Linked DNA regions of Homo sapiens: region 1 is linked to region 2. Evidence: read pairs that join two places in POLR2A ChIA-PET (ENCODE). Cell type or tissue: MCF 10A. All regions are shown on one strand. Each heading gives the region's core, and the rest is flanking DNA. Links, peaks and the distances in the headings are about the cores only. Region 1 holds the start of CCDST (cervical cancer associated DHX9 suppressive transcript). Region 2 holds the start of LOC101927949 (a long non-coding RNA gene).

Region 1 (16,170 bases), core at 3,632-11,631, 130 kb before region 2:
TAATGTGATCTGGTGAATGAACACGACTGGAAATGAGGACATGAAACCAGACCAGTTTTGTTAGAAACCTCTTATGAGACCCTAAACAAGTTACTTTACTTATCTGAACCTCAATTACCTCATCTTTAAAGGAGTAAATGTAATAACTCCAATTTTTTCATATCTAGAACACACTTCCCGCCAGATCTGACTAATTTCCTCACATCTTTTGAATCTTTGCTCAATCTTGCCTTCCTAATGAAGCCTATTTAATACTAACCACTCTATTTCATACTGCAACCTGCCCATCCCACCAACCCTACCCACACACACAAACACTGGTCTACATTTTTTCTTTTTCATAACACTTCTAACATTTTACATAATTTATTATCTTTATTGTTGTGTGCTAGAATGTGATCTCTATGAAGGCAAAGATCTTTGTCTATTCTATTCATTGATATACTTCACATCTCTGAGTGGAAACTGGAACAGAGTAAACATCCAATAAATATTTGTTGAATGAATACATGAATCGATCTTTAAAAAGGCCAAAATCTTGTGAAAGACCAGAATAATAAATCATTTATATTCTCCCTGAGACCAGGGTCGGCCTCCCACACCCTCAGGCATCCCTATATCCCCTGGTACAGTGTACCATAGTGTGGAATAAGTATTCAATACGTCCCTACTAAATTACTAATTAAACATGGGACCCAAAAAGACAAACATAACCGCGTGCTCTGGGGCCACCTGCTGGCAACTCTTAGTAGGTACCTAAGCAACCAAACTGACAAGAATTTTCAGTGATGAATGGAGTGGCAGGGATTATCTCCTTTCAGCCAGTGAGAACAATCAGGCAACAGACGGCAACAGGAGGAAGGAGGGTAGGCTGGAAATCAGACGTTTCCAAAACCTGCTGTGAAGGACCATACACCCACTGTTTCCCAGAACTCACTTTCTACTTAACAATAATAACGGTAAGTACCCTGTACTGTTTTAAGCACTTTCATGTATCATCTCATTTAATCCTCACATTAATCCGCTGTACCATCTTTACCACCATTTTATAAATGACCAACATTTCCTTTTGAAATAATTACTTTACTTACGTGAAGCAGTGAAGCGGTAAAACAGTGTAAACTATTATTAGTAAGAAAAATCAAGGCATGACTTTTGGGGAGTACCAAGGCACCATGTGCGGGCAGAATGTGACACGCCTGGAGAGGACCAACGACGCCCCAAGGGGGCTGACCTACCAGCCCGCCCCTCAAGCCAAGCACAACCTCAGTCCGGGGTTCTGGATCCCAAAGTCCGCTCCGTTACATTCGGATCACACCAGAACAAGGAGGCAGCCCGCGCCCCGGCTAGCGAGCTCTGCGCCAGGGGAACGCGTGCCGGCGCCCTTAAGCTCCCAAAGCCCCTTCTCGGCGAAGCCGCCGGGGGACGCGGGCCCCGGAAGTGCAGCCCCTCCGCCCGGAAGCAGCTTTTCCTACTTCCCTTGGCGCGACGGGAGCCTGTGTTCACCAGTGCTCCGGCTGAGGCCAGATTCCTGAGGCCGTTCCTTTCGCTGTTTCCGAACGCACAGCCCCGAGAGGCCGGAGGGGATACGAAAGACCTAGGCCGATGGCCCTTCCACACTGCCGCCCCTCGGCTCCCCACCTCTACCAAGGGAGGCCACTGATGTCAGATTCCTCTGTGTTCTGGGAGGATGTTCTGGCCGAGGTCCGCGACCGGGCCCAGCAGCTGCCTGGGGCAGTCCCCGTGATCCTAACAGAGAACGGGGCCTCGGCTCGCAGGATCCCGCTCTGGGCTCCAAGGGCTCCTCGTATTGTAGGAGCTTTCCGCAGCCCCTCTAGGCGCTGGGACCCTTTGGTGGGATAACGGCTAGGGTTCCCTACTCCGTCCAGTGCCAGCGTCCGGCCTCTGAAAGACTTTCCTCAGCCTCCACCTTATCCCGTAAATAAGGACTTCAGGTGACCTGCAAGTGCGCCCCCTGCTGGCCCGTCGGACTCCCACCACCTTGGTTCGCCCCAACAGCCTTGGCTACATGGTTTCCCAAATGGAGTACCAAGATAGTCTTAAGTGCTACATGCACTTTTTAAGAATGTTTGAGTATTTATTCTTATTTGTGTTAGAAAATACTAAAACCAGCCCAACAAACCGGTTATCTCAAATATTAGTGTAAGGCTAAATTCTTAAGTGAGTAGTTAACATTGGTTCAAAAATATTAGGCCGGGCATTGTGGCTCATGCCTCTAATCCCAGCACTTTGGGAGGCCGAGGTGGGTGGATCACATGAGGTCAGCAGTTCAAGACCAGCCTGGCCAACATGGTGAAACCCCGTCTCTACCAAAAATACAAAAATTAGCCGGGCATAGTGGCACGCACCTGTAATCCCAGCTACTAAGGAGGCTGAGGCAGGAGAATCTCCTGAACCTTGGAGGCAGAGGTTGCAGTGAGCCGAGATCGCGCCACTGCACTCTAGCCTGGGCAACAGAGCGAGACTCTGTCTCTAAATAAATAAATAAGAATATTATTATTATATATACACAGATATTGCAAAAATCTTGAAGGTGGTACTCAGATGACTAAAGGAGAAAACTCAGTCTCACAGAGTCAATCAAGGGAAAAAACGGGTGTGGTAGTTAATTTTATGTGTGAATTTTGTAAACCAAAAATTATCTGAGACGGGTCTCAAATCACCTTAGAAGTTTATTTTGCCAAGGTTAAGGACCACTCCAGAAACAGGTCTGTGCTTTCCCCAATGATAATTTTTTAGGACTTCAATATTTAAAGGGTGAAAGCAGGGTGGAGAAGAAATAGGGAGGGTAGGGTCACATTACTAAATCCACATATTGCAAGATAAAAGGAGAAGAAGGTAAGGGAATAGTCAATTATGTTTCCGTCTCATGCTCAGTAAATCGGTGCTTTACACAAGGTAGGGTGAACATAGAGTGGAGATATTTAATCTTTTATCAGTAGCTATGGGCCTAGGAACAAAAGGAAAGGCCGTTGCTTGCATGACTTACCTTCTGCTTAATTTTTTTCTTTTGGCATAGTGAACTTCCCTTTCACATTTCAGAGGATATTTTTAGATGGGATTAACATTTAAATCAGTAAACTTTGGGTAAAGCAGATTGCCCTCCCTAATGGGGTGGGCCTCATCCAATCAGTTCAAGGCCTGAATAGAACAAAAAGACTAGCATCCCTGAGCAAGAGAAAATTCTCCAGCAGACTGCCTTAGGATTGTGTATAATCAGCTCTCCCAAGTTTCTAGCCTGCTGTCCTACACTGCAGATTTTAGACTCTCCAGCTTCCATATTCACATCAGCCAATTCCTTGTAATAAATCTCTTTCTATAAATACACATGCTGTTGGTTCTGTTTCTGAGAAATCCTACTAATATGGTGGGTGATCTTAAATAGTCTTCCCTCTCTGACACTGAGTGGAGCTTCAAGGAGGACAGCAGAAGAAAGAGGGCTTGACTCCAGTATCCAAAGTGCTGAGGGCTCACCCTAGGACCTATTCACTGGGCATATTGCTGTAGCTTTACTTCTTCACTCCCCCTTCCCACCAGGTCCCTTGGATGCCAGGTTCTAAAGCACTCCCACTGCTCACTCTTCCTGGAAAAGGGCATTGTGGTGGAATGTTGAAGGAGCTTGGCAGCCAAATCAGCATATCCAGTGTCGTGACTCAACCCCTTCACAGCTCGCAACCTTAGTTTATCAAAGTCCCTTCCCTTCTCTGGAATTCCATTGTATCTGTATGATGAGAAGGCTTGATTAGGTGATGTCTAAGGTCTCTACTAGAGGTGAGCGCCTTTTCCCCACTCCTGGCCTCTTTTCACTCCTTTCTTCTCCTTGCCCCTGAGATGGTAGAAGGACTTAACTGGTTGGTAAATTTTGTAAGAATAATTGGCTTAGCTCTACTCTGCTTCTACTTGGGAACTGCAGAGATCCCTATGGCATAATAGGGACTTACTCTTAGGCAAGGATGCCCAGGCCTGTCATGATTAGGTGGGTAAGTTAGCCTAATTCTCAGTTCTAGTATGAGCAAGCCCCAGCTAGCAGACCTAGCGCTACTAATGTCTTACTTAATCACTATCAATAAAAAAGATGACATTTTGAGCACCACATTTTCTTTCTATTTTTCAGTACAGTTCAGAACAAGGGCAAAGAAATAAAACAGTTCCGTTTACTGAGATCCCTTTGCAGAACACAGTAATTCCTTCTAGCCCTTTCTAGCACTTATTAAACAAGACAATATAAAACATCTAATGAATAAATTCACACTAAAGGGCTAATATAACCCTTCATAGGCTATTTATACTTTAAAAAGCACTATAAGAAACAGAAAAAGGGCAGTGCTTTATGGTAGACATTATATAACTATACTACCTCAGTGGAAAGTATATTTTGGAGTAAGACCTTTTTCAGGGCCTCTCAAATTACACCCGTCTGTTCATCCGTCAACAGTTGTTAAGAAAGTTAAAAGTAGAGATTATGGAGTTAAATTGTCTGGGTGCAAATCCTGCTGATGTCCCTGACTAGCTGTGTGGCCTTGGGTAGGTTGTTTAACCTCTCTGTGCCCTAATTTTTCCATCTACAAGATGGGGATAATAGTAAGAACTTGAAAGACACTTGGTAAGCACCATAAAACTTCTATTGTGTGTAAGACACTGTGTTACTCCTAAATCCCCCAGGACTTTGCCTCTAGAATAAAATCTATAGAACCAAGAAAGGAAATTGATTGCAGAGGCCGTGGGAATGGTAAAATTAAATCAAATGTAAACATTTGGGCCAGTAACAAGGACGAATTTCTGGACAAACATGACTTTAAAAACAGGACTCTTTTCCCAGGATGAGCTCCTCAAACTGATATCAGATTGACTAGTTCAGCTTCCAAACCCAGGAAGCTCTTTTGGGCACTTGGGACACTCCTGAACAGCATGCACAGGGATTTGCTCCCTGATGATACTGAACGTAATTCCTCCAAACTGCCACCAGGTGTCTACAGACACTCACACACCCTCTGGCTCCTAAGTCAACAGATGGGTACTTTAACTGAGAAAGAAGTTACCAGCCCAAGGGCACGCGGTTTGTTAACGATGAACTCTGTGGTAGAACCCAGGTTTGTGTGGCTGGTTATTATTCAGTCTCAACTCCAAAGTGCCTCAGGGATAGAAGAAGCAAATTTCAAAGAAAGAATCAGGCCCAGGAGGAACCTGACATACCATCATACCTCTGCCTCCTTGAAGGATAACACGAGCCATCCCAACCATAAAAGGATCCTCTACTCCACCAGAAAAGAGATTTAAATTGCCCCTCAGTCTCCCTGAAGCTCAAGCCCAGGGTTTGGCGTTTTTCACTGCTTAGAAGTTTTTCTTGGCTCTGCCTTCAGATGTCAGCCCTGAAATTCTCAGCTTAGACCAGCAAGCCCAGATGTATTTCTTCCCTTTGCCTTTAATGGTCCTCTCCTGGTGAGCACAGAAGTAGTTTGGGCAGCATTCAGTGCAGAGCAGGGATCCCAAATGCAAACATCCTCTCTTCCCTGTCTTAGATCTAGCTGTTAACAAACCTAGAGGTAACTATATGCATCTTTCTTCTTGGTAAACACTGAGTACTTATAGCATGGAGTCCATCATTAGACACAAAGAATGTTCACACTTGCACTACACCTATGTATTTCTCTTGCTTACACAAGGGCACACTACCCCACCACCACTAAATCATAAGTTCCTTGAGGGAGGAACTCTGGCTTTCCTCCCAGCACTACACATGGCAGCTTACACAGTGAATGCTTGTTGAATTTGCCCCAGTGGTGACAAATTTGAGAGGCTTGTGTGGATTCTGTATGTGGGATTTTATGTTCATGTTAGATCATTGCCCCCTACCCTAAGGAGCTCCTACTTTGAAAAATGGCATATGTCTGTCTCCTCAGTGGCAATACGGGCTCTGGGTGTAGACACACATGGGTGGTATAATCCATGGCACAGGACCCTGGATCTTGGGATGAGGCTCAGGCTGAACAAAACTAAGAAAGCAAAGGGAGACATGGGTACAGAAACCTCCATAGCCTGGACCTCCCCTGACTCTATAGCTGCCCTAGGGTGTCATCAGATCCCCTTCTCATCTCTTCTCTTCCCCTTGCTTTCCCTCCACCTTTCTCTCTCTCTCCCCATCTCTCTGCTCCCCTCTTTGCCCCTTTTGCTCTCTCCTCTTACTTCCCCTTTCCCTCCCATCTCCATCGTTCCCATGTTTCCTCTTTTTTTCCATCTCCCTGCATTGAATGAACAAAAACAGAGCTTCATACCTAAGACTCAGAGTCCTCCTAAAGGAGTTCCCGAGATGAGCTCAAGGACAGCTCAAAGGCAATGGCATCTGGAGTCATCTGTGCTAAAGCACTCTGCACCAGTGAGGACTCTTGGAGAAGATTCTTCCTGTACCTCTGTCTGGTCTTATTGGTGTACATCATTCAATAAGTCACTGGCCTCCCAGACGCTGGCTTCCATTGTCCTTTGCACCAAGCCTCCCAGGACAGGACCAGTCCCATCTTGTTCCATAGGAGCCTGCCTCCCACCTTGCCACTTTCAGGCCAGTCCAGTCAAAAAGCCTAGGAGCCTACACTTCCTATAGAAGGCAGTCAGAACACCATCAGGCCCCAGGCCCACTTTAGAAGCCATTAAGTGCCTACTCCATACACAGTTCAATGACAGTACAGCAGCTTCACCACCATTGGGGGAGACACAAACATACAACCCTGAAGTAGGTTTATGCCCTGGGAGCACATGATCTTGCCAATTCTGCTGCCCTGGTCTCAGTTCAACACATCTTCACTGAGTATCAGCTCTGAGCAAGGTGCTGAACTGCCTTCTATGCCAGGTCACAACTAAAAAGCAACCAAACACAAATCTACCCAGCCTGCGGGTCCAATTACTCTGGTAATAGCTTCGCCAGCTATTTTGTCACCTTGTCTCTAACATAGGGGCTCTTCCCACTCACTTCCTTCATAGCTTAGGCCCTGATCTGAGAAATAAAAATCTCAGACACCTCTGCAAAGGGGTCTCTTTAGGAACTGGTGAGCAACTATACGTTTTTATTTACACTTTTGGTCATAATGGTAGGAGATGAAACTTGGCATAAAATGAAGACCACAGGGGAAGGGCCTAGAGCAAAACACACTGGAAATGCCAAATTCCAGAGCAACTCCATGAGCCTGTGATTAGTATGGAGAAATGGGTAATCTCCTTTGACTCCCAAGGCACTGCCAAGACCATGCCCAAGGCACCTTAGTGCCAAGATTGTTAGACTTGAATGGGAACGATGTCCTCTTTTTTTCTTCCCACCCCTAGCTGTTGTGTATTTGAGAAAACTAGAAAATATAGAGGTAAAGTGATCTGCCCAACAATATATGGCTGATCAGTGAAAGGACTGGGATGTGAGCCCAGTTTTTCTGACACTTATTACAACATTCCTCTTACAAGTACTCAGTGGTGCCTGATTCCTTAACACAATGCCAAATGTAACAGTGAACTTGTAGCAACTTGAAGCTAGAGTTGGTTCACCCAGAAAGCTGCAAAGCTAGCATACAAACTAGCTGCCATTTCAGTGGAATAATCTGACCTGAGTTTATTCCACTGGTAAGCTGATTGCTGAGGAGCCAGCCCATGGGTTCACCCAGGGGACTCAGGGCTCCAGGATGCTGACTCACACTAGCCACACTCAGCATCCCCTGGCAAGCCAGACACCAATATTCACATGTAATAGACACTGGGCCTCATCATCCGTCCGGGACACTGTGATGTGCCTGTCATAATGCACAAGATCACGCAGATGTCTACACCATGTATCAGAAGTTTACAGGGGAACAGAGGGTCAGGACAGAGAATTTTTCACTTTCAGAGATATTTTAAATTAAAGAACCAGAATGTCCTTTCCCTGAATACTGCTAAGGGAAATAAACATGTTTCACTCTCCTTTTTGAAAAACAGCGTGGTGACTTTTTTGTTAGTCCTTGTTACCCCAACATCCCCCAACAACATGTTAACAAGTGCTTATCACTTACTATAATTTCCAAGCCTACAGATGAATCTACACTGATTTCATTTCAGGGTGGTTGTTTCCAGGTGCTTCCTCAAGGAGGCACTATAGACTCATTCAACTGTCCCCAAAGCATAGCTGGAGAAATTACTTCTTGGAAGGTTTTCGGTAAAGCAAGCAGGGAAAACAAGTCACCTTCATAATGTGTGACTTCAGATTAGCCTCAAAGAGGACTCCTATTCTTGTGTTCTCTTCCAGACTTTTTGCCTCTTTTTTTGTTGGCCCAGATCTCAAGTTCTTTGGGCCTTATATACTCCTTGCCTTTTAATAATGAGGTCACACTCCAAATCCTGGTCTTTAGTGCCTAGAGCAAAAGAGAATATTGGGAGTGGGCCCCTTCCTCCCTGGTCCACCACATGGATGGGGATTAAACTCCATTTAAGTCTATGATGGAGACCATTCAGCCTTATCATCCCAATGTGCCTCGTTTTCTAGAAGGTCAGAACCCTGTCACTGGCTCTGGCTGTGTCACTCGAGGGGTCCTTAGTCTTCAGGACAATCCCTTGTTTGTTTCTTGTTTTTTTAAAGTGAACACAAGTTCTTTAGGAAAGTAAAGGAATAAAACGATGACTACTCCACAGGCAGAGCAATCAGGACAAGCCCTTTTATAATGCCTCTGACTATTTCTGACCTGGGTAAGCTATCAGGCTTCTGGGTAAAATAAAACTCCTCTTATTAGTGATTAGAATAGTCAGTGTGCAGTAATGACAGCAATGATGTTAATAGAGAAACAAGAGTAGCAACAATAGCAGCTATTGAATGGTCTCTTGTCACTTATGAGACAAGGGAAGGAGGCTAGGTTTCTACAGAGCAGGGCCTCACTTCACTGTGGCATGTGCCATCCAGCCTGTACCCAGGACAGTTGCTGCACCAGGGCCAGCAGGAAGAGCCACACTGACCTTTGCCATTCACCCAGCCAGAGGGGACATCCAGAGCTTGGAGGCATAGCCAGAAGGCCAGCCTGGGATGACTGAGCCAGCCTTTGCCCATCCTGGCAAAGGAAAGACATTAGAGGGGATGTAGCCCTGCCTCTGCTGAGAATCAGCACTTGATGTCTACAAAAACAAAGGCTTTCCGAAACATAGCATTCCCCAGAACTGGCTGAACCTAGGGAGCCATGGCTCAAAACTCTTCCAAAACCTTTCCCAAGACTTCTTGTGCAACTTTGGCCTGTCTCTCCCTGTGTCTTTCCCAACAGATAAGAAGAAAAGGAGGTGAGACAGAGAGACCACAGGTGAGAGAATGACTCTGGTATAATCCACCAGATCTGAAAATACCTGGAACTCCTCACTTTTTGGAAGTGAGTTGTCAAAAAGTGTGCTTAGGTCCCTCTTGAAAGCCCAGGACTTGCCATCCTAAATCTCCTCTAGGGCTTCTGCAGCTCTGGGTTCTGTCTCCATAGGCCAGAAGCACTAGGCTCTCCTTTAATGCTGACTTCTAATGTTAAGAAGCTCCCAAAAAAAATGTGCTGCATTTCTTCTTCACAGGATGTATCACAGTTTGTAATTATTTTTGCATGTGATGATTTGATTCTTAAATTAAGCACCACAGTCGGGAATTGAATCTGATCTTGTATAGAAATTGGCCCAGGGTTTGGGATGCAGTAAGCTCCATAAATATATGTTGAATAAATGAACATATGAACAAATGAGTACCAGTCAGTTCTGAGTACCATGTTTTATGAGAGGATTTGAGAAGCTATAGCATATACAGAGATGGCAGCCAGGATTGGGAATGTTCTTGAGATCTTATGTGAGAAAGGATTGAAATGACAGAGGCTATAGAGACTGAGATGAGGATGTGTAAGAAAGAGACTGGCCTATTGTTTCCTGATGTCACACAGAGAAAGCATTCATGAGACTTGATTTACATTGTTCTAGAAGGCAGAATGGGAACCAAGAAGCAAAAGTCCCAGGCAGATTGTAGCTCCAAGCAGATGAATATACCCCATGGCTAGAATTGTCCCAGGGTGGGACAGTTTATTCAGTCTCCCATCAGACTGAATGGTCATGCAGAGGCCGGATGCCACCCTGCAGGAGCAGGACAAGGTGGGCCTGCATCTTGCAAGAGGTTCAGCCAGCAGACCGGTTACTGAGATTACCTGGAAGATTCCAAGTTCGTTTCTCCCATGCTCCAGGAGAACAAAAGGACAAGTTTTCATGTGATATAAGTCTTGCAAGACCCCAGGAAAAACTGTGAAAGAGGAAAAATCTGACAGCCAACCTTGTTAACCTTTTCAGAAGCCTTATTCTCTCTACTAGCAAAACTCCTAAAGTTCACATTCTTGTTCTGGGTGCAAGCAAGCAAAGAAAAGAACTCACTTTAAAAGTGTTAATGCCTTAATATGTCAATCCATATTTTGAAAGAGGGTGCCTCAACAAAGCAATGTGCAGATATAATGGTAGGGCTTTTGGCACAATAGCATTTGAGCAGTAAAGTCTTAGATGTCCTCCAATCAATCAACCAACAAGGGCTCAGAAGCTATCTATGTCCAGCATAGTGCTAGGCAGGGGGAATGGGCACCAGATTGGGAGGTAGAAGTTTTGGATTCAAGTCCTAGCTCTGCATTATACTGACTATGCGATCTTGATTAATTACTTAGCTTCTCTGAACTTCATCTATAAAACTCACATGTACCTCACAGGGTCAAATGAAATACTAAATATGAGAGTGTTTTGTAAAATGTAAAGTACTATGGATGTAGCATTATTGTGATTATTATTTTTAGACATAAGTGGGAATGCAAAGCAATGTAAGGTCAAGTCTCTGTCTTCAGATAGCTCACCATTTAGTCACACCATATGGCAGGCCTAAACTGAGCTACTCTTCTTTATTCTCCCCTTCCTGAACACAAACTTGCAAAAGAACATAGGAAGAGGAGGGAGTGGAATGCAGAGAGAGAGAGAGAGAGAGAGAGAGACTGGCAGCTCTGGCCCAGGAAGAGGACTGAGCCAAGTCCTGGCCATGCCTGATCCCTGCACAGAGCCCTGTCTTCCTTCCTGGCACTGGGAGGCTTCCCTCTTGTTCTCTTCACTCCATTGCTCCCAGTAGCTCAAGGGACTCTGAACTCACTACCATCCACAACCACTTCAAGCACAACGGATATCCTCAACCTCCACCCTTCCCATCCCTACTTTAGAGGAGATGGTTCCCATAAATCAAGAACCAGCTTGACCCATTCAGGAAACTAAATCTTTATTGCAAATAAAGGGTTTCATTATTTCATTATTATGTTACATAGAACTGACTCAGAGCAAATTAAAACTGATTTCCACAATGGCGTGATGACCTTGCTTTTCACGGATGGCATGGCAGTACAAAAAGAAATCACTAAAACCACAAGACTAAGGATTTAACTGGGATTCAAGGATATATTTCCTGACAAGAAGTGAACTATAAAAAAATGGAATCTTTGAGTTATTGTCTGTCTGCTTGTTTGTTGTTCTGATAAATCAGAGCAGGCAAACTTTTTCTGTAAAGAGCCAGATAGTAAAGATTTTAAGTATTTGTGAACCAAAGATATTACAAAAGTACTTATATATGATGAGAGAAAACAAATTTCCACAATTTTTATTGGCAAAATCCAAAATATAATAATAATTGAATACAATGTTTTTGTAATACAGGTCTACCAATGAGAAAAATTGAATTCTGTTTTTGGGGGGGTGGGAGGGTAACATATCATCTAATTGGGGTTCAAAGCCATTGTCCCTATTATCTTTTTTTTTTTTTTTTTTTGAGACAGAGATTTGCTCTTGTTGCCCAGGCTGGAGTGCAGTGGCGCCATCTCAGCTCACTGCAACCTAATTTTTTGTATTTTTAGTAGAGACAGGGTTTCACCACGTTGTCCAGGCTGGTCTCAAACTCCTATTATCAAAATCTATTGCAAATGTTCATCTGCTAATGTTGATAAGTAACGCATAGTCCATTTTTTTAAATGTCTTTTCACACAGATAGATACTGCCAAATACTGATATCCACAAACATTTGATTTTACTTGAGCATATTTATCACTTTGAAGGTCTTTCTAGAACTCTACAAGATTCATCACTTGATATTTGCCTTACAACATGTCATTACACTAAAGACAAATCACTTCCAATTGAAGGTTGGGGGAAAGCTCTTTAATTACAATGCAATGAATTTTGAAATATGGAAATTTGCTTTGCATTTGCATTGATGTCCAAGAAACACTGCTGGAACTATAATTTGAGCTCAAAAAATATATTAGCTAAAATTTCTGTGGAATAAAAATTTCACTTTTTTTTGTTTTGTTTTGTTTTTTAGTAGAGACGGGGTTTCACCATGTTAGCCAGGATGGTCTCGATCTCCTGACCTTGTGATCCACCCACCTCGGCCTCCCAAAGTGCTGGGATTACAGGTGTGAGCCACCACGCCTAGCCTTAAAAATTCTACTTTTTATTGTTAATTTTTTTATTGTTTTTTAATTTAATTTAATTTAATTTTTGAGATGGAGTCTCACTCTATCACCAGGCTGGAGTGCAGTGGCACAATCTCGGCTCACTGCAACCTCCACCTCCCAGGTTCAAGCGACTCTTCTGCCTCAGCCTCCCAAGTAGCTGAGACTACAGGCACGCGCTACCAGACCCAGCTAATTTTTGTATTTTTACTAGAGATGGGGTTTCACCATGTTGGCCAGGATGGTCTTGATCTCTTGACTTCAAGATCCACCCACCTCAGCCTCCCAAAGTGCTGGGATTACAGGTGTGAGCCACCGTGCCCGGCCCCACTTTTTATTTTAACTTTTGACAGCACAAGAAATATATAAAACACTCTAACATTGCTTGTTACTCAACCAATGTTAGTTGTCTTTGAAATAACTTTACCACTGTATAAGTTTCACATTTAAGCACTGTTCTGCCTTGCAATTTTAGATTGAATTTATTAAGAAATACTATTAAGTCTGCCACATAAGCTAACTTCCAAAGCGATTTAGTGTGCAAAAATAGTGAATGAATGTAGCCAAGAAACATATGAAAAAAAACTCAACATCACTATCATTAGAGAAATGTAAGTCAGAACCACAATGAGATACCATCTCATGCCAGTCAGAATGGCGATTATTAAAAAGTCCAGAAACAACAGATGCTGGTGAGGTTGCAGAAAAAAAGGAACACTTTTACACTGTTGGTGGAAGTGTAAATTAGTTCAAGCATTGTGGAAGACAGTGTGGCAATTCCTCAAAGATCTAGAGGCAGGAATACCATTTGACTCAGCAATCTCATTATTAGGTATATACCCAAAGGAATATAATCATTCTATTATAAAGATACTTGCACACATGTGTTCATCAGACACTATTCACAATAGCAAAGACATGTAATCAACCCAAATGCCCATCAATGATAGATTGGATAAAGAAAATGTGGTGCATATATACCATGGAATACTATGCAGCCAGAAAAAGGAATGACATCATGTCCTTTGCAGGGACATAGATAGGGCTGGAAGCTGTTATCCTTAGCAAACTAATGCAGGAACAGAAAACCAAACATCACATGTTCTCACTTATAAGTGGGAGCTGAACAATGAGAACACATGGACACATGGCAGGGAGCACCACACACACTGGCGCCTTGTGGGTGGGGGAAGGGAGAGCATAAAGAAGAATAGCTAATGGATGCTGGGCTTAATACCTAGGTGATGGGTTGATCTGTGCAGCAAACCACCATGGCACAGGTTTACCTGTGTCACAAACCTGCACATCCTACACATGTACCCCAGAACTTAAAATGAAAGTTTAAGAAAAAAAAAATAGTGAATGAGGGTGATTCTTCTCATTCAAAACAAAAAACAAATCCAATCTTAGCCTTGAGCTCAAAACATCACAGTAAAACTTTACAACTGCTAAGCTATGAAACTGCTGCACTGTACAACAAGTAAGGATATTCAGCTTCTAGATCTGATTAACAAAATCACAAAACTGGCCATAGTTAAGTCACAAGAGTGAATGAAGTTCTCCATTGACACCACTGGTTCAATGCATATGAAAGATTCAACTATTTTCTGCAAAGTACCTGCTGAAGGATAGTACAATGAACAATCACAGGCTTTAAACACTGCATGTTCACAAGCTTTGAACATTTTCCAAAAGCCTTTTTCTTCTCCACATGTATGTTAGCATCAGTTGTAACATTTCTTAGATTTCACTTCAGGAAATTAGTATTTTCTGTACTTTGAAAACATCTCTGCACATAATTGTTCCACATGAACGTTTTATGGAAGCTAATTATTTAGTCATCTCAAACTCAGCATTAATTCCTAAAAAAAACAACTAAACAGTGTCAAAAACATCCTGTAAATTCATCAGGAACCAAGGAAAATCACTCAAAATCATGTGCCTTATTTTTTAATTGACTATTGATGTTGAGCCCAATGTCCTCCCTCACTCTTCACCCAAAAGCTGGTTGTCTTAAGCAAGTTTATTTTCTCTAGACACATTTCTTCAGCTGCTGCAATTGAACGTGATTTAATTAATGCACCATTGATTAACTTGTTTGGCTAACAAATGAGCCACTCAGAAACTTACTTTAGTTGCAGTCTCATTTTCATTTTTTTAATAAAGAAATTCTGCTATGATGACATATTTTATTTTAAATTTCCTAATTTTTCTAACTGTTGCTTCCTGTGAGTTGGAAATATTGTGATTAGTGCTTAGTCTGATCATTTCAACATATAGTCTATTAACACAGCTATAGTGTCATTGCATGATAAACATAATGCTTTGCCATCTAATTCATTACAAACAAAAGAATCCTGCCTTGAAAGTGTGACATTTGAAGTCCATTTCTGTCTTCTTTTTTTGTTTTGACATGATGGGCATGCACTAGTAATTAAAAAGTAAAATAAAACATTATGGTACAACTATAAAGTGGCACTCCCAATGGTGTCAAATTACAATAGCAGTACTGCAATTTTCAGCCCACCCAGAAACATTGAGCAGGTGTTGTCCCATGAAAGCAGCCATATACAATATTATGTAATGAATAAGCAAAGCTGTGTTTCAATACAACTTTATTTATAGACACTAAGATTTGAATTTCATATAATTTTTAGTGTCACAAAGTAGTATTCTTCTTTTGATTTTTTTCAATCAGTGAAAAATGTGAAACCATTCTTAGCTCGTGGGCCTTACAAAAACAGCAGGCTTGATTGGTCCCATGGGCCATCATTTGCCAACCCCTGAATTAAATTATTGTGTTGCCTTAAATGGTTTAGTTGTAGCTGTAGTTGGGGCTACTTGGAATCAGGGAAGTTCACCAGAAGACTTCTAACTTCTCCCCCAATTTGAGAATCTGTTGCACATGTCACAGACTATAGGTGCTATAATCCAATCAAGACCATCAGTTGGGTGAGCATCTACATCCAGCATACTGGGACAGGATAAAAGGGCAGAGGGTAAAAGAGAGATAGGAATAAAGAAGCTACCCTCAAGGAGCTTGCAGTCAAGTTGACAAGATTAGATTTCCACACAGGGACACTAGGAAGATGGGGCAATTTTAACATAAACTTTTAAAACTGTTTAAGGTCTTTTGAATATAGTCAGTATCTAGGAAATATTGGGTGAAGGAATCTGTGGGTAAATGATACAAAGTGTGGCTGTCTCCATACCAAATAGGAGCTCTGTATGGTTGCAACTGTTAGGCCCATAAGTTCTGGGATCTGACTGCCTGGATATAAATCTCACCACTACTATTTTCTACCTCTATGACCTTGGACAAATAATTTAATCTCTTTTAGCCTTAATTTCCTCATGTATAAAATGAGAGTGATAATATTATCTATCTCATAAGCTTGTTGTAAGCATCAAATGAGAGGATGGATGTAAAGTACATAGCATAGTTTAAAGAGCTCGATAAATATTTGGTAAAAGTGTGATTAATAGAGACACGAAGATAAATAGGAGCCTGAGGAATTACAGAAAGCTTCATGAAGGAGGTGGATCATAAAAGAACATGTATAGGCCAGGCATTGTAGCACATGCCTATAATCCCACTACTTTGGGAGGCCAAGGTGGGAGAGTCACCTGAGCCCAGGAGTTCAAGATCAGCCTGAGCAACATGGCAAAA
Region 2 (16,170 bases), core at 4,911-12,910:
CTTGGATTTGTGGCTCCATGACACTCCTTTTATGAGGCTGGGCACGAAATCATTTTAAATACTAGTTTCCTCATCTGTAAATGGAAGTGATAAAAATAATATTACCTACTGAGATAATGCATTAAATGCTTCATACAATGCCTACCATACAGAAAGATAACTCTAAATATATGTTAGCTAATATCTTTTTAAATATTTTTATGTAATATATATGAACTCTATTCACTTTAGAAAACACACATATTTTTAAGTAGCATGAAAGATTCTAAAAACTGATCATGACACAATTAAAACTTCAATAAATTCCAAAAAGCATGCCGGGCATGGTGGCACACGCCTGTAATCCCAGCACTTTGGGAGGCTGAGGTGGGCAGATCACTTGAGGCCAGGAGTTTGAGACCAGCCTGGCCAACATAGTAAAACCCCGTCCCTATTAAAAATACAAAAATTAGCCAAGATCACACCACTGAATGCCAGCCTAAGTAGTGGAGCAAGACTTCATCTCAAAAACAAACAACAACAATTTTTTTAATTCCAAAAGCATACATAATGCAAGTAACATGTTTGATAATAATGCAATAAAACTAGAAATTAATAATAGATGAATATATCAAAAATACTTGAAATTTTTAAAACACTCCTAAATAACTCAAGTTTAAAAAGAAAGCAAAACTGCAAAAAAGACTGCATTTTTTAAATAACAATTAAAAGTCACTAAATATTAAAGTCTAGAGCTGCAGCCTTAAACACTTTATTTACTAAACAAGAGGGAGTAAATAAGGAATAAACTAAGTATTCAATTCAATAAGTTAGAAAACTAAGACACAAAACAGACCTAAGAAAAGCAGGAAAATGGAGTATTAGTTAGCTTTTGGAAAGAAGGAAATCTGGCTGGGCTCAGTGGCTCACACCTGTAATCCCAGCAATTTGGGAGGCTGAGGCAGGAGGATCACTTGAGGCCAAGAATCTGAGACCAGCCTGGGCAACATAGGAAGACCCTGTCTCTATATAAATAAATAAGAAAAGAAGGAAATCCTGCCATTTGCAACAACATGGATACAGCTAGAGAACATTACAAATACTGTGTGATTCCACCTATCTGAAGTATCTAAAATAATCAAACTCACAGAGGCAGAGAATAGAATGACGGTTGCCAGGGGCTGGGAAGAGGAAAAAATGAGGAATTATTTTCAATGTGTATGAAGTCTCTGTTATGCAAGATAAGTAAGTTCTACAGATCTAGGTAAAATATAGTACTTATAGTGAACAATATGGTATTGTACACTTTAAAATACATTAAAAGAACATTTCTCATGTTAAGTGTTCTTACCAAAAATAAAACACAAAAGAAAGCAAGGAAATTTTTGGAGGTGATGGATATGTTCAGTGTGGTTGTGGTGATGGTAATCACGGTGTATGCATATGTCCAAACTCATCAAGATGTACACATTAAATATGTGTGTTTTTAATATGCCAATTATACTTCAATAAAATTTGTTTAAAAGAAAAGCAGGAAAAAGAAGATTTTTTTTAAGTAGAAATTCAAGAACTAGAAAACAAGATATTGTGGCCAAGTCGTTAAGGCAATGGACTAAAACACAGAATAGCCATGGAATCGATGAACAAGCCAAAGAACTCAAGACATTTAATAAACAATTGAAATAATTAACAAAGAGGAAAAGACTAGCTAGTTAGATAGATAAGTAGGTAGATATAGATGATAGATAGACAGATAGATAGATAGATACATAGATACATAGATAGATACATAGATAGATGTCTATATATCTACAGATAGACACATAGATACCAAAAACATTTAGCTATAGGTACAGAAGAATAGACTTGTAAAAATTATTCTTAGAAAGATAGAACAAACACAAGGAAAGAAAAAGTCTGGGGGGAAATGGATGATTTTTTTAGAAAAATTAATTCAAAAGAAGTATAATCATAACCAATTTTAAAAAATTGTCAAATAACTACCCTCTTACCCTTTAAGCAAGACAGTTTCACAGGTGAATGTTTTCAAACATCCACGGAACAAATCATTCCTACACTATTTAAACCACATCAAAGAATACAAATGTCAAGAAAGATTTACAGTTTTTTCCAAAGGTAGCACAGCCCTAACATCAAAATTCCAAAGCTCCCCAAAACTATAGATCAGTCCTACATATAAAGATAGATGAAAACCCCTGAACAAAATACCCAAGAGCAGTTTTTCTTTTCACTTGGATTCCATGAGCAAACACTCCATGCTACCACATATGGTTCATTTCAGAAAACCCCAGTTCTCTAAAAGAAACCCATTCATGCAACTCATTCTGAACTTAGCAGAGGAGAAAGCCTGTGCAATTATCTCTATGGAGACATGGAATTTTAAAAACACGTTATATGTTTTAATTTAAAATTATGAAAGCACCAGGTGTGGCAGCTCACACCTCTAATCCTAACACTTTGCGAGGCCAAAGCAAGCAGATGGCTTGAGCCCAGGAGTTTGAGAACAACCTGGGCAACATGGTGGAAATCTGTCTCTACAAAAAGTACAAAATTTAGCTGGGCATGCTGGCACGAACCTGTGGTTCTAGCTACTCAGGAGGCTGAGGTGGGAAGATTACCTGAGCCTGGGAAGGTCGAGGCTGCAGTGAGCCATGGTCGCACCACTGCACTCTAGCCTGGGCAACAGAGTGAGACCCTGTCTCAAAAATAAATAAATAAAATTATGAAAAGAGAACTCTACCTAAAATCAACAATGGTAAAACATAGCACTAATTTTAAAATTAAGAAATTTCCTTCATTCCACAAATATTTATGCAGCACCTACCATGTGGCAGACAATGGCAGGGCACAGGATACACAATGATGAAAGAAACAGCTTTGCAGCTCACAGACTAGTGAGGATTGCCATTAAGATTATAAACTATAAGAGTTATGCAGGAAAAGAGTGGGCACTATAAAACAGAAAAACAAGGAGAACAAAATTCAGACTGGAAAAGGGGATAAGAGAAAGCCTGTCTGAGGATGTAATATAAGAACAAGGATATGCTCCGTATCCACAGGATTTTTCACTAATGCTGAAAGAACAGAAAAGAAATAAATTAGGTACACAAATTAGAAAGGAAGAGGCAAAATGGTCATTGTTTAAGACACCAGTATTTCTACCTAGGGCATCTAAGAGAATTGACTGAAAAGGTATGAGATCCACAAAGTTTAGTAACAGGTAGTTATAGAACAAACTTCCCTCAGAAAAGTAACTTTCTTATATATCCATAAAAACCTAATAACTAATATCAGGGAAAGATTCTGCTTATCACAATAGTAACAACAACAATATAATATGCCCTTAGGAGTAATTAATGTGAAATGTGCCTCTGATATAAAACTGGTTTGAAGAACATAAAGGAAACCTGATTTATGTTTCCTTGTTCTGTTCACAGAGCCACCTTCTTCTTTGATGGGAGAATTCACCATCATAAGGATATCAGTTATCCCCTTATTGGTCTATACCTTGAACAGGAACTGTATAGAAATGAAGTGTTTGGAACTGTATAAAAATGATTCTAAAATTTATCAGGAAGACTACATAGGCAAGAGTAGTCGGGACAATTTGGGGAAAGGTGTCAATAAAAGGGCTCATCCTATTGTATATTAAAAGTATCCTAAGCTAAAGTCATTAACATACTGTGATACCGGTGGTAATAGGAACGAGAGGAAAAGTCAGTGGAACAATTAAAAGGCCAGAAACATATCCAAGTCCAGCTGTGAGAATTTAGTATTTAATGAAGGAAATATTTCCAAATCTGGAGGCTCACTCTTTGCAGAAGCTTGGCTGGAAAAGAAGCGGGAGACCCCACACAGCTAAACAGAGTCAGGGTAGGGGGAAGGCTGGCGGGCTGGCTTAGGGCTATTTGGTGAGAAGAATGCAATACAGAGCAGAAAGCGGAAGATGCAGGAAACCAAGAGGATCATTGACGAATGAAGAATGAGGAGCTAGGTGGGAGGGCGTGGGGTCCAAGGCCCCGGGGAGGAGCAGGTCCCCTCTGCAGTGGGAGAGGGAGTGCAGATGGCGAAGGTGCGGACAAGGTTGGATAAATGTGCTGCGCAGGGGCAGGGAAGAGCTGGAGGAGTCGGCGCCTAACAGCTGTCTTCCCTGTGGTAGAGCAAACAAGGCCATCTGCCGAGAGACGGAGCAGTGAGGAACATGCTGAATCCTGAGGAGAAAAACACCCGAGTCGCCCTGAGACTTGAAACCACACTGGATGGCAGCTTTATTCCCCCCTCACCCAGCCCTCTCATGCCTCCATCTGAGGACAAGCCCAGCTTCAGACTTTTTAAGTCTCCTCCAAGTTACATGTGTGACAACGGAGTAAAATATATCAACCTGCATTGAACAGAACCCAAGAATAAGAATCTATTCTATGTCCGTCATTGCAATAATCTTCTGTAGAAGCTGAGGGAATGACATTAAACCTCAACTCGTTGAAGGAGTTTCTGGGGGTTTGGGGTTGGTTTAGTTTGGTTTTTGAAACAGGGTCTTGCTCTGTCGCCCAGGCTGGAGAGTAGTGGTGCTCTCTAGGCTCACTGCAGCCTCCACCAGGGCTCAAGGAATTCTCACACCTCAGCCTCCCGAGTAGCTGGGACCACTGTCACCCACCACCACCCCTGGCCAGGAGTTTCTAAAACACAAGATCACTTCAGGTGCGATCTTGTTCTCTCCTGTATTGCAGGAGAGTTGCAAGCATTCGTTCCGTAGATATCGTTACTCTAGCTAATGTATCCTAACTTCTGTCCCTGTCCGTGCTATGCAAACCTTTTCCCAGATGCTCCACGAAATCTGTCTTCACCAGGCCCAGCCAGCTCACCTGCCATGTAAGTAGCCACTCAATTCCTCATTAGTAGCCATCCGGAAAGAACCCGGTGTTGAAGATGTGCGGCCCTCAGAACTTCTTTTTCATGGCTTGTGCGCCACCTGGTGGTGACTGACTGCAATGTCTCATGTAGACCCCGCATTAGGCAACAGGGAGTGGAGAAGAAACCTCACTTCACCGCCCTGGCCTGGACTGATGGTGAGGGGAAAACACAAGGTCTTGGAATTTCTTTATTTTTTTTTTAATTGAGGCAGGATCTCACTGCGTTGGCCAGGCTGGTCTTGAGTTCCTAGGCTCAGGCGATCCTCTTGCCTTGGCCTCCTAAAGTGTTGGGATTACAGACATGAGCCACCACACCTAGCCGCTTCTTGGAATTTCAAATAGACAGGAGATTCTGTCATTCTCATGTTCATCTGTAACTTAGATTTTAAGGCAAAGAATGCTGCACAATCCCCGAACTCAGTTCCTTTGGGGATACAGGGTGGTGTTCCTACTGCATTGTTAGATTGTAAAATTGTAAGAGGCATCATCAATTAAAAAGAAGCAGTTGAGGGCAGGGGGTGACTATTACGTTAAATGAACACTTCAATTTTAAGACACGCCTGGATTTCAGAAATGGTAAAACATATGAATAAATGGGTATTAGAATATGGCTTTCATCTGTGAAATCTGGATAGGAGTGCAGTGTCTGCTACATGTTTATTTCAGCATCAATGATTCTATATTATAGCTAGCTTTGGTGAGCAACTATTTCAAAAATCGCTACCCAGAGGAGTCCTGCCAGCCATCCTGCTGAAAAAAAAAACAGAAAGACCAAGAGAGAAACTGTAAGAATAGGCTGGGCGTGGTGCCTCACACTTGTAATCCCAACACTTTGAGAGGCTGAAGTGGGAGAATCACTTGAGCCCAGGAATTCAAGACCAGCTTGGGCAACATAGTAAGATCTCATCTCTACAAATAATAATAATAATAAATTAGCCAGGCATGGTGGTGCACACCTGTAGTCTCAGCTACTCAGGAAGTGGTGGAATCGCTTGAGTCCAGGAGGTCAAGTTTGCAGTGAGCCATTATCGTGCCGCTGCACTTCAGGCTGAGAAACAAAGCGAGACCCCCATCTCAAAAAAGCTGTAAAAATAATTTGACCTTCCATTAATGGAGTTGTGCAGAGCCGACAGTTGGCAGTTCATTTGCTAGCGACCAAGATTGTAGACTGAGAATGGGCTACCAACTCCAGCCTTTGCTGAGCGGGAACCCACGAGCCAAGAATGAATGCCCCTCCCCACCCCTCCCCTGCCACAGGCACAGGCTCAGGCGTGTGCTTAAGAAAGGAGGAAATGTTACTATAATAACAAACTGTCTCTTCTTACAGAGTAGGACTGCCCAGAAAAATGTCTTGACATGAGTTCAGGGTGGAGGGTGACACCCAGAGGACTCACACAAGCAGTGAAAGATGACTGATAAACTGCTAGTCATGGGAAGAGAGGAATCTGGGTTGCTGGACAGGGGAGGAAAAAAAATAAGGAGGAGTCCACAGGTGGTGGAAGGCTGTGTGAGGTGTGATGTGACCCTGCCCAAGACTCCCAAGTCTTTAACACACACACATACATACATATTTGCATGGTTTTTTTTTGGTGGGAATCTAAGAGAAGAGGCTTAATTACCCATGTCAAGCAGGCAGATAGACCTCACTGGAAGGAGACAGCCGTGAGAATGTGAACCCTGGGGACCCACTGAGATCACCCAGAAGGACTTGGAACTTCTATTGGCATGGATTTAGTGTGGGGATGATTCACATTAATTTATTTACTCTTGAGAGCCAGAGAATCTCTGGATCACACATGGGTGATATATAGCATGGGCTTTTGCAAACTCTCATCCCCCTTTGACTTGACACCTTTAAGCCAAAACTGACCTGCCCATGGATCAAGCACTCAACAGCACTGCTGATACTAATTGACAGATATGGCTGGGACCTTCCTCCCTGCTTTCATCCTATTCCAGTTCCTCCTGTCTGTTGGCCCTCAGTTTGATCTCCTTGTTCCAAACACATTTCTGCCTCTTTGATCTGGTGTGGTATTTTCCCCAGCTCTGACTCCAGTAGTCCCCTATACCAACTGAAGCTCAACCCTCTGATCCATTCTCTAAAGGCCTAGTGTAGCTAAAACCACCTTACCCTGAGGGGGCTCTAACTCCCAAAGCCCCCATGAAGTGGAGCAGGGAGTTGTGACCCTATAAAGTACTATTCTATCAGTCATACCAAAGAGCCTCACCATGGGCTCTGGTGACCACCTCCCTCATAATCCCCTGTTGGTTAGTGAGAATTATTAACATGCAGACTCTTGACCTCCTGAATCAGAGTCTCTGAGTGTGGTGTCCAGGGACCTGAACTGTTAACAAGCTCCCAAGGTGAGACTTGTGCACACTAAAGTTTGACAACCACTACCCTAAACAAGCATGATATTTTTTAATGTTGACACTTGCACAGTGAGGTACGGGATGCTCTTGGTCAATTTAACACTCTGATAAAATAGATTCCAATTACACCATGAAACCATTAAAAATGACAAGACAGAAGAATATTTAATGACATAAAAAGGTATTTATAACAAATAGTTATGTTAAAATAATCAAGTCTTATCCCACTTTAGAGTAAAATCTGAATGTTTATATGCACATAGAATGCAAGTCAGGAAGAACGTAGCTGGAAAATTAACCTGCATAATAAAATTGTCGGTGCTTTATTTTTTTTTTCTATCTACATTTTCTACATTTTTGCAACATGTACACAAGTACATGTGCATATTGTAATGTCCACGGGAGCGAGACTTTGTTTTACCGCTGTTGTTGTTATTGTTTTCCGTTTACTGCAGCACTTTATTTTTCCTTATATTACAACGTGTTGCTGAGGCTTCATGATCTCACATAACAGTAAAAACCAAAATCTGTTCTCATGTTTAGTTGTGCAACAGGAAGAACTGCATCACAGAATATTTTGCAAGAACCTGAATCATCCCATTTGGCTAAAAAGGTATGATATTATTCTTCATCTCTTATAATGTTTATGCACTAAAATTTGCTTGATAACAGTTTATAAGTGGACTAATGCTAAAGACAGGTGTGTGTAACAGGGTGATTAGAAAAAAATAGATAACACAGACATAAAAGCATTCACTGGATCGGCCATTTTAATTAATATTTGTAAATCCACAAATGAAATATTTCGCAATTATGGAACAAAGAAGGTGGTCATCATCTCTTTAACAAAATTATAAGCCATCAAAGTTTTTTAAAGTATTGCATTTGAACAACGCAGATGCAAGAAGAAACAGAAGCAATGCTGAACTAGAACCTATTACAGGTGTATTTGAAATCTGGAGTCAGCTATTTACAAAATGGATATGTGCCAGGTTCATGCATGACAGTTGATGAGCAGTTAACTGCATCAAAATACACACACACACACACACACACACAAAATAAGCAAATATGTGTGTAGCTTCAAATCTAGGAAAATATGGAGTAAAAATTTGGGTTTGCTATATCTAAATTCTTATTATTTCTTTTTTTATTTTCTTTCTTTGGTTTTTTTTTTTTTTTTTTTTTTTTTGAGATGGAGTCTTGCTCTGTCTTCCAGGCTGGAATGCAGTGGCGTGACCTCAGCACACTGCAACCTCCACCTTCTAAGTTCAAGCGATTCTCCTGCCTCTGCCTCCTGAGTAGCTGGGATTACAGACGTGTACCACCATGCCTACCTAATTTTTGTATTTTTAGTAGAGCTGGGATTTCACCATGTTGGCCAGGCTGGTCTTGAACTCCTGACCTCAAGTGATATACCCACTTCAGCATCCCAAATTTCTGGGATTACAGGCGTGAGCCACCACACCCAGCCTATTATTTCTAATACAGTTTTTTTTTTGTTTTTTTTTTTACTATTCTTACTTCTACAAGTTATTTACAAGATGAATCAAAAGATAGATGATAGATAAATAGACAGATACAGATAGATAATTAAAAGCGTCCATTGGACCTAAATGGTAAAAGGTGATTATTTTTCCTGGTATTCTGAGGGTTAAGGCCTCACATGATTCCTGTAACTCTACAAGTTACTTATTAGTTGAGTAAACCTGAAAGAGATTAAGAATTCGGTGGCCTTTGTGAGGCACTGCCCCACCCTGCCCACCAGGCTCTGCCGCTCCATGGCAACTCCAGCCAGCTCCTCCCTCCCCCTGCCACCAGCTGGTGAAGTCACCAGAACTGCCACCCTCGGGCATTGTGGGGCAATGAAGGTGGGTGGAGGGAATGAGGCACCACAACAGTATTTCCCTCTAGCAGCTCCTGGGACTGGGTTTTCTGGCATTTCTATCTCCCCCAAATATCTGTAACAGGCGGTGTTCATATCTCTAAATCAGAGTTCTGGCTGCTGAGGTAGCAGGACTGAGACCGGGGCTGGACCCTGACTGAGACCCAGGAGCCAGCAGCCTCTAGCCACTCCAGTCACAGGCACAGCCCAGGGACCCACCGCCACGCCCTCCTGCAAGATAAAGGAAGCAGCAACTCAGACATCAGGGTGGGTGAGTCACTTCCTGGGCCGTGGCTCAGGGCCTCCACTCTGCTCCAGGCCTAAAACGCCCTTTCTGCTCAGATCACAAAAACCACTCGTTTCCTGTCCACAGCTAGATTTCTTTACTGGCCAGCCTGGCTTGGAGGGAGGTGCAGAGCAGCCAGTCTTAGAGAGGGTACGTCAGGACTCCTCCCTACTCCCACACAGGCGACCAGATCCCGAGGCTGCAGGCAGAGTGTGCCTTTCTGCTGCCCAGCGCCCCCACAGGCCCAGCAGCACACACTGTGATCTTCAACCTGCTTTATTTGTTTCAAGTTTGCCGTTTAAAAGGCAACTTGCTCTAGAAGGGCATTTGCTTTCCTCTCTTCCTCTAGACACACCCACCAAAACACAAGGAGAGGCCCTGAAAAGTAACTGGAAAGTCACAGACCGTTCTGGCAAGTGGAGTTGATGAGAAACAGGTAATTCCTGCTCGTGGGGCTGACTGGTTTTCTGCTTTGGCTCCCAATCAAGAGGTGACTAAACACAGAGGGGAATTTTACCAGGCCCCAGAGACTCGGATTGGAGCGAGAGAGTTCCATGGGCTCAGCTGGGAAATGAGGCACAAGGAGCCAGCCCCAGAACAGAGACCCCTCCAAAGCCAACAGCTCCAGAACCGCCTCTTGCCACAACATTCAATGCCCTGGCTTTGATGTTTTGTGTCTCTTGCTGACTCACAAACTTGGGAGGTAACTGGCTTTCCCTATCAAAAATTACTAACCCTTGAGGGGCAATTTCGCGATAGCTGTCAACATTTTCAATGTTCATAATCTGGACACCATTGATTCTGCCTACTTTCAGGGGTTTTTCCTCAGATATGCCCAGACATACACAGGATTTCTGGATCATTGATTAGGGAAAAAATGATGCCATCTAATTGTCTTTCATCAAGAACCCACTATTTGGCTGGGTGCAGTGGCTCACACCTGTAATCCCAGCACTTTAAGAGGCTGAGGCGGGCGGATCACTTGAGCTCAGGAATTTGAGACCAGCCTGGACAACATGGGGAAACCCTGTCTCTACTAAAAATACAAAAAATTAGCCAGGTATTGTGGCACACACCTATGGTCTCAGCTACTCGTAGGCTGAGATGGGAGGATCACTTGAGCCTAGGAGGCAGAGGTTGCAGTGACCCGAGATCGTGCCACTGCACTCCAGCCTAGGTGAGAGAGTGAGACCCCACCTCAAAAAAAAAAAAAACCTACTATTAGATATTTGATATTCCACCTGTATTATAGAATACTATGTAGTCGTTAAGAAGGTAGAGGCTGAGCACAGTGGCTCCCGCCTGTAATCCCAGCACTTTGGGAGGCTGAGGCGGACGGATCACAAGGCCAGGAGATCGAGACCATCCTGGCCAACGTGGTGAAACTCTGTCTCTATTAAAAATACAAAGAAAATAAGCTGGGCGTGGTGACACACGCCTGTAGTCCAAGCTACTCAGCAGTCTGAGGCAGGAGAATCGCTTGAACCCGGGAAGTGGAGGTTGCAGTGAGCTGAGATCATGCCACTACACTCCAGCGCGATACTCCAGAGCGATACTCCGTCTCAAAAAAAAAAAAAGGAAGAAGAAGAAAGTAGAAAGATATGCACTGGTATACAGATCACTAAGTGAAAACAAAGCAAGTGGCAGATGAGTGTATACAGTGTGACTCCATACTGTGTACATACTCAAACAAAACAACAGTCTTTTAACAACAGAGACACTTTCTGAGAAATTTTGTCATTGTGGAAACATCATAGAAACCTAAATAGTATAGCCTACTACACGCCCAGGCTATATAGTATAGTCTGTGGCTCCTAGGCTCCAAAGCTGTGCAGCATGTGACTGTACTGAATACTGTAGGCAATTATAACACAATGGTAGGTATTTGTGTATCTAAACATAGAAAGGTACAGTAAAAATATGGTATAAAAGATTAAAAATGCTATACCTGGCATCACATGGCATCAGCTGGACTAGCTCCCCTGAGGCTGGAGGATCCACTTCCAAGATAGCTCACTCATGTGGCTGTCACTTTGGTGCTGGCTCTTGATTCTCTTCTACTTGAGCTTCCTCACAGCATGGTGGATGGCTTCCATGAGTGAGTGTCCCAAGGGAGAACCAGGGAGACATCATCTCACCTTTTAACATCAAGTCTGAGAAATCATGTAGCATTATTTCTGAAACAGTCACAAGCCTACCTAGGTTCAAGGGGGAAAAATATAGAACCTACCTTTTGATAGAAAGAGTGTGAAGGTCACTTTGTAAGAGCGTGTGGGAGGCAGATATTGTTTTGCCCATTTGGGGAAAATACAATCTACCAAGCTCCCACCCCAAACAATTCATCTTAGCTAATTAAGGTAATTTCATCCCTTTGGCCAACAATTGGTTCAGGGCTAGGCAGGACTGAACAGTTTTGGGCAGTGAGACTCAAGAGAAGCTTGCTCAGGGTTTTTGAGAAAAAGAAGTTTCTCCCACTTGAACAAGGAAATACATGCTCCTTATGTGCCACCTGCTTCTGGTGGCCATCCTATGATTACAAGGGAAATGTGGATCACGGGATAAAAAGACTGAAGAGCCTTGTCCCTGATGACATCACTAAGATGCTGAATCAATCAGCCCTGGAGACTGCTCTGTCCTGGGACCTACTTTTATGGAGAAAATAAATAATAATTTTATGAATACTGAACCCTATTTGAGTCAAGTTTCTATCCCTTTCATCCAAAATCTCCTTAACTTACCCAGTTTCTTCCTAACATTCTTAACATTGCTGAGCTAACCTGCCCATCCTCAGGCCTTCCAAGAGCAGGAGGTGAGGTATGGGAGCCAGGGAAAGGTGAAACTAGAGGAAGTCTTATCGCACAAAAATGATAAACCATCTAAAAAGACCACAAGAACCTTTGAATTCTTCATTTGTCACATGAAAGTCCTCATGCCTGGTACTAACCCATCATGTCCTTGCCCTACACCCAAAGTATGAATAAGAAGAAGGTCGTTAAATGCCCTCTAGAAGGTGGGTGGTGCCACTAACAAAAGGTAGGATGGAGATGCTGGAGCCTGTCGTTAATGAGCTGACAGCCTAACAGAAAAAAAAAAAAAGGCTATAATTCAAGATTCACTGTATTACACATCAAAAGAAAAGTACAGATACAGTGCTATGTATCAATGAAGGATATCAATGAAGAGACAGATGTTTTTAGTTGGAAGAGATGACTGAAAGCCCCACGAGAAGATGCTTTTTGAGTTGAGTCTTCATAGAGCTAGAATTTGGATATAAGAAGATGGGGAGAACATTCCAGATGGAAGGAAGGAATCACAAGAACAAAAACCAATATATGGGAAACTGTGAGATTCCTAAAGGCTGGAAGATATTCAAAATGTGACCCAGCACTGGCCAATTAGAACAGTTACCAGTCTGCAAGGCTGAAGAAAGTCCTAGAGACCCTCTGTCAAGCCATGCATTAACCCTTATGTTACCTGGTTATGGGAATTGGGTGGACCAGGAGAGGGACTGGAGTGGCTGGAGCTTCAGGTGGGTGGCACTCAGGGGTTTAAGCAAGAGGCTATTTAGCAAGTGATAGAGAAGAATTTCAATATTTTAACAACCAGCGTGTGGCACCAGTTCTTACTAGTGAGAACCGGCTAAAAAAATCAACCCTGCCTACAGGAAACAGTGAAAAGTTCCACTTCACTAGAGTTCACAGTGAATGAAAGGAAATAATGAAAAAATAGCTGGAATTAGGCCACGAAGGAGTTTGAATTCCAAGATGAAGAATTTGGACAAAAAAATTAAGCAATACAGATCCACTGAGAATATTTTGATGACACATTCAGATCACAATGGATTGAACATGGATCTGACATGGTGTGGCTTCCTCAGAGTAGAAATTTAGCATATATGTGACAATTTGCTGTGGGTCATTGTGAAAGAGAAAATTTCTCAGGTCTCCCTAACTACAGTGAAGACCTAAAAAAACTATAAGGGAATACTTTAATGACTTCCAACCATCAGCATGAAAGATGTCTAGAAGAAAATGAAGAGAAATGTAAATGTGTGCTGACAATGGCAGAAAGCAAACAGTTAACTCCCATCAGCAATCACAGGGACTCGGCTGCTCCAAGATGCCATCCCACAGAACACCTGAGAGAGCTGAGGGCCAGGAATTAGAGCAGAGGCAACAGGAAGTGAGAGGCGCTTGAAGGGATAACAATAATGACCCTCCACATTTGCAAAGTGCAATTTACAAGGCACCCTTTCTTTTAATCCACACGGCAATACTGCGAGTAGTAATTAACATTTGTATAACACTATACCATTGAAAGAGCCCTTTTATATTCATTATTTCCTTAATTCTCCCCGTCTTACACCTGAGAAAACTGAGGCCATTAGAAAACAGCTTATCTACTAGGGGAGAAAACTGGAACTCAAACTCAGGCCTTTAGATTCCTTGTCCAGCATTTCCATTTACGCTAGTGTGGCCTCAGGGACTCTGGGGTTATTTCTTAATCTTACAAATGTGGCCTCAGTGCTCCAGGCAGCAGCTGTAGGTTGTAAGAGAAACCTAAGTATCTCCCCTTACCGTTCTCCAAGGGGTAAACCTTCTATCCCAGGACCTAAATAGAAATAGGCTCACCCTAGAGACCAGGTGCACACCTCCTGGTGCAGAGGGCTCAAGCAGTTTCTGGAAGGATCCCATCCCATCCCTGTTTTGTTCATCAAATTAGATCTGGGAATCCTTAAAGGCAAGAATCATGACTTTTTGAAATCTTCATATCTTCAGACCAGGATGTGGTACTTAACAAATACTTGTTGAATAAAAATGAATATATACTCCAGCCTGGGCAACAGAGCGAGACTCCGTCTCAAAAAAAAAATGAATATATAAGTGAATATGCATATAATACCCTTGGAAATATCTTGAGATTCCCCCTCTGTCCAGAAAAAGAAAAACAATACAAAGAGCCAAACAATTCTTGAAGCAACAAGTTATTTAATATTAAGTCATAAGTTTTTATTTTGTTTTGTTTTTCCAGACAGGGTTTCCCTCTGTTGCCCGGGTACAGTGGCACAATCAAAGCTCTCTGCAGCCTCGACCTCCACTGCTCAAGTAATCCTCCCACCTCAGCCTCCTGAGGAGCTGGGACTGCAGGCACACTCCACCACATCTGACTAATTTTTTTAATTTTTGTAGAGAAGAGGTCTCGCCACGTTGCCCAGACTGGTCTTGAACTACTGGGCTCAAGCGATCTGTCCACCTCGGCCTCCCAAAGTGCAGGGATTACAGGCATGAGCCAGCGCACCCAGCCCCTCACAGCTTGTTAACCTCCTTCATGTCCACTCCACTTAAACTGGAATCAGTTTAGCACTCATCATGCTTAGATTTTGTCATCATTTATAAAGGCTCTGCCTACAACATGTTAAACTCACTGAAAAATTAGACTATACCAATAACTTCTTACATGCCAGCTCTCTCCATCCCTCTTTTCCACTTACCTTGCTCCTTGATTTTGTGGAGCCTTCCCACCATCCACCTTCTGTGTCCTTGCTCCTTCCTTCTTTGTCCAGCATGCAGTGCCAATCAAGTGAATTCCTTTCTCACCCATGCCCTCAACTCCTTCACCCCTTTATCCTTTGTTTACACCCATACACACACACCTAACCCTAAATTCATTCCACAGCCCGTTCTCTTGGATCTGATGACTAAACTTCGAAGCACACCTGGAAGAAGCCATACAGCCACACAATCACACAACCATGTGGATTGAAGTCACCACAAAATGATAGGTCCCTAAACTTTCACACCACTCAGCCATTCTGGTTCAGCTCCTCTTTCCATTTCCTCTGAGACCACAGGACCTCCTCAAGTCCCCTACCCAATGCCTATGCCCTCTGTGCCCCCTACCCAATGCCTATGCTCACAGATGCCTTACTTCCTGCCTCATAGCATCAAAAAGGCCATGGGAAAGGATAACCCTGTACAGCCCAAACCTACAAGCTATCTACAGCCTCCCTCCCACTCTTCTCCTTCTCCACCTCTCTGAAGTAATTCCAGTCACCCACGGCTCCTCTGGGGTCTTGTTTCATTGTTCACATTCTTTCAACCTGGAATCTTTGACTTCTCATTCTGATAACTCCTTCTCCACAGCTTGTAAAACTGTATATTTTTAAATATACCCTTAATCCTAGATCCCCTCTGGCTGCCACTTTCTCCTTTTCTTCATATTCAATTTGATCAAATGAGTAATCCATAACCCCATCTCTACTCTTCATCTCTCTTCCTCAGTCCACTGCCATCTGTGTTTCTTCCTACCACCACACTAAAACTGCTCTGGCAAAGGTATCCAAGGATATGATTGCCAATCAGGTGGACACATCTCAGCCTCCACCATACTCTGCCTCGCTGAAGTCTTTCACCTTGTTGACCACTCCCTGTATCTTGGAAGTCTCTCTTCATGAGCTTTGATGACACCAGAGAAGCCTCCTCCTGCTTCCCTGATCATCTCTCTTCTTTCTTCTATGTTGGATCATCTTCCTCCACTTGCTCTATAAATATTGTTTATTCACCTAAGTTGAGCTGGTCGAGCAGCATCTGAACAGAGACTTCATCTGTCTTGTTAACCACTACAGCCTCCATGCTTAGATAGCTCTGCACACATGAAGATTCTTCTTATATATCTGCTGAATGAATGAGTGAATGTTGGAAATACTGGAGTGAACA

Evidence for each region. Peaks named below come from ENCODE experiments on the same cell type or tissue, not always from the same donor. Only the 100,000 strongest peaks of a DNase experiment are listed, where the experiment ranks them.
Region 1: POLR2A ChIA-PET joins it to region 2 with 71 read pairs; 14 of 35 experiments call an interaction of 5 or more read pairs at or near these places.

What each region holds. Positions count from the first base shown.
Region 1 is chr1:152,174,577-152,190,746 of GRCh38, reverse strand. CCDST (cervical cancer associated DHX9 suppressive transcript) reads right to left here and starts at 1,444. Exons shown (of 8, transcript NR_186765.1): 1 at 1,266-1,444. In MCF 10A, for the core only: CTCF peaks have their summits at 4,992 and 8,124 (motif pointing right); DNase peaks (open chromatin) are centred at 4,996, 7,556 and 8,126.
Region 2 is chr1:152,041,542-152,057,711 of GRCh38, reverse strand. It overlaps LOC101927949 (a long non-coding RNA gene), which reads left to right and starts at 7,825. Exons shown (of 4, transcript XR_922147.2): 1 at 7,825-7,896; 2 at 9,278-9,439; 3 at 9,804-9,890; 4 at 9,975-10,423. RefSeq lists enhancers at 5,012-5,061, 4,614-5,170, 7,551-8,112, 9,299-9,618, 8,991-10,190. In MCF 10A, for the core only: CTCF peaks have their summits at 4,972 (motif pointing left) and 9,696; DNase peaks (open chromatin) are centred at 4,961, 9,131, 9,531, 9,901 and 4 weaker places.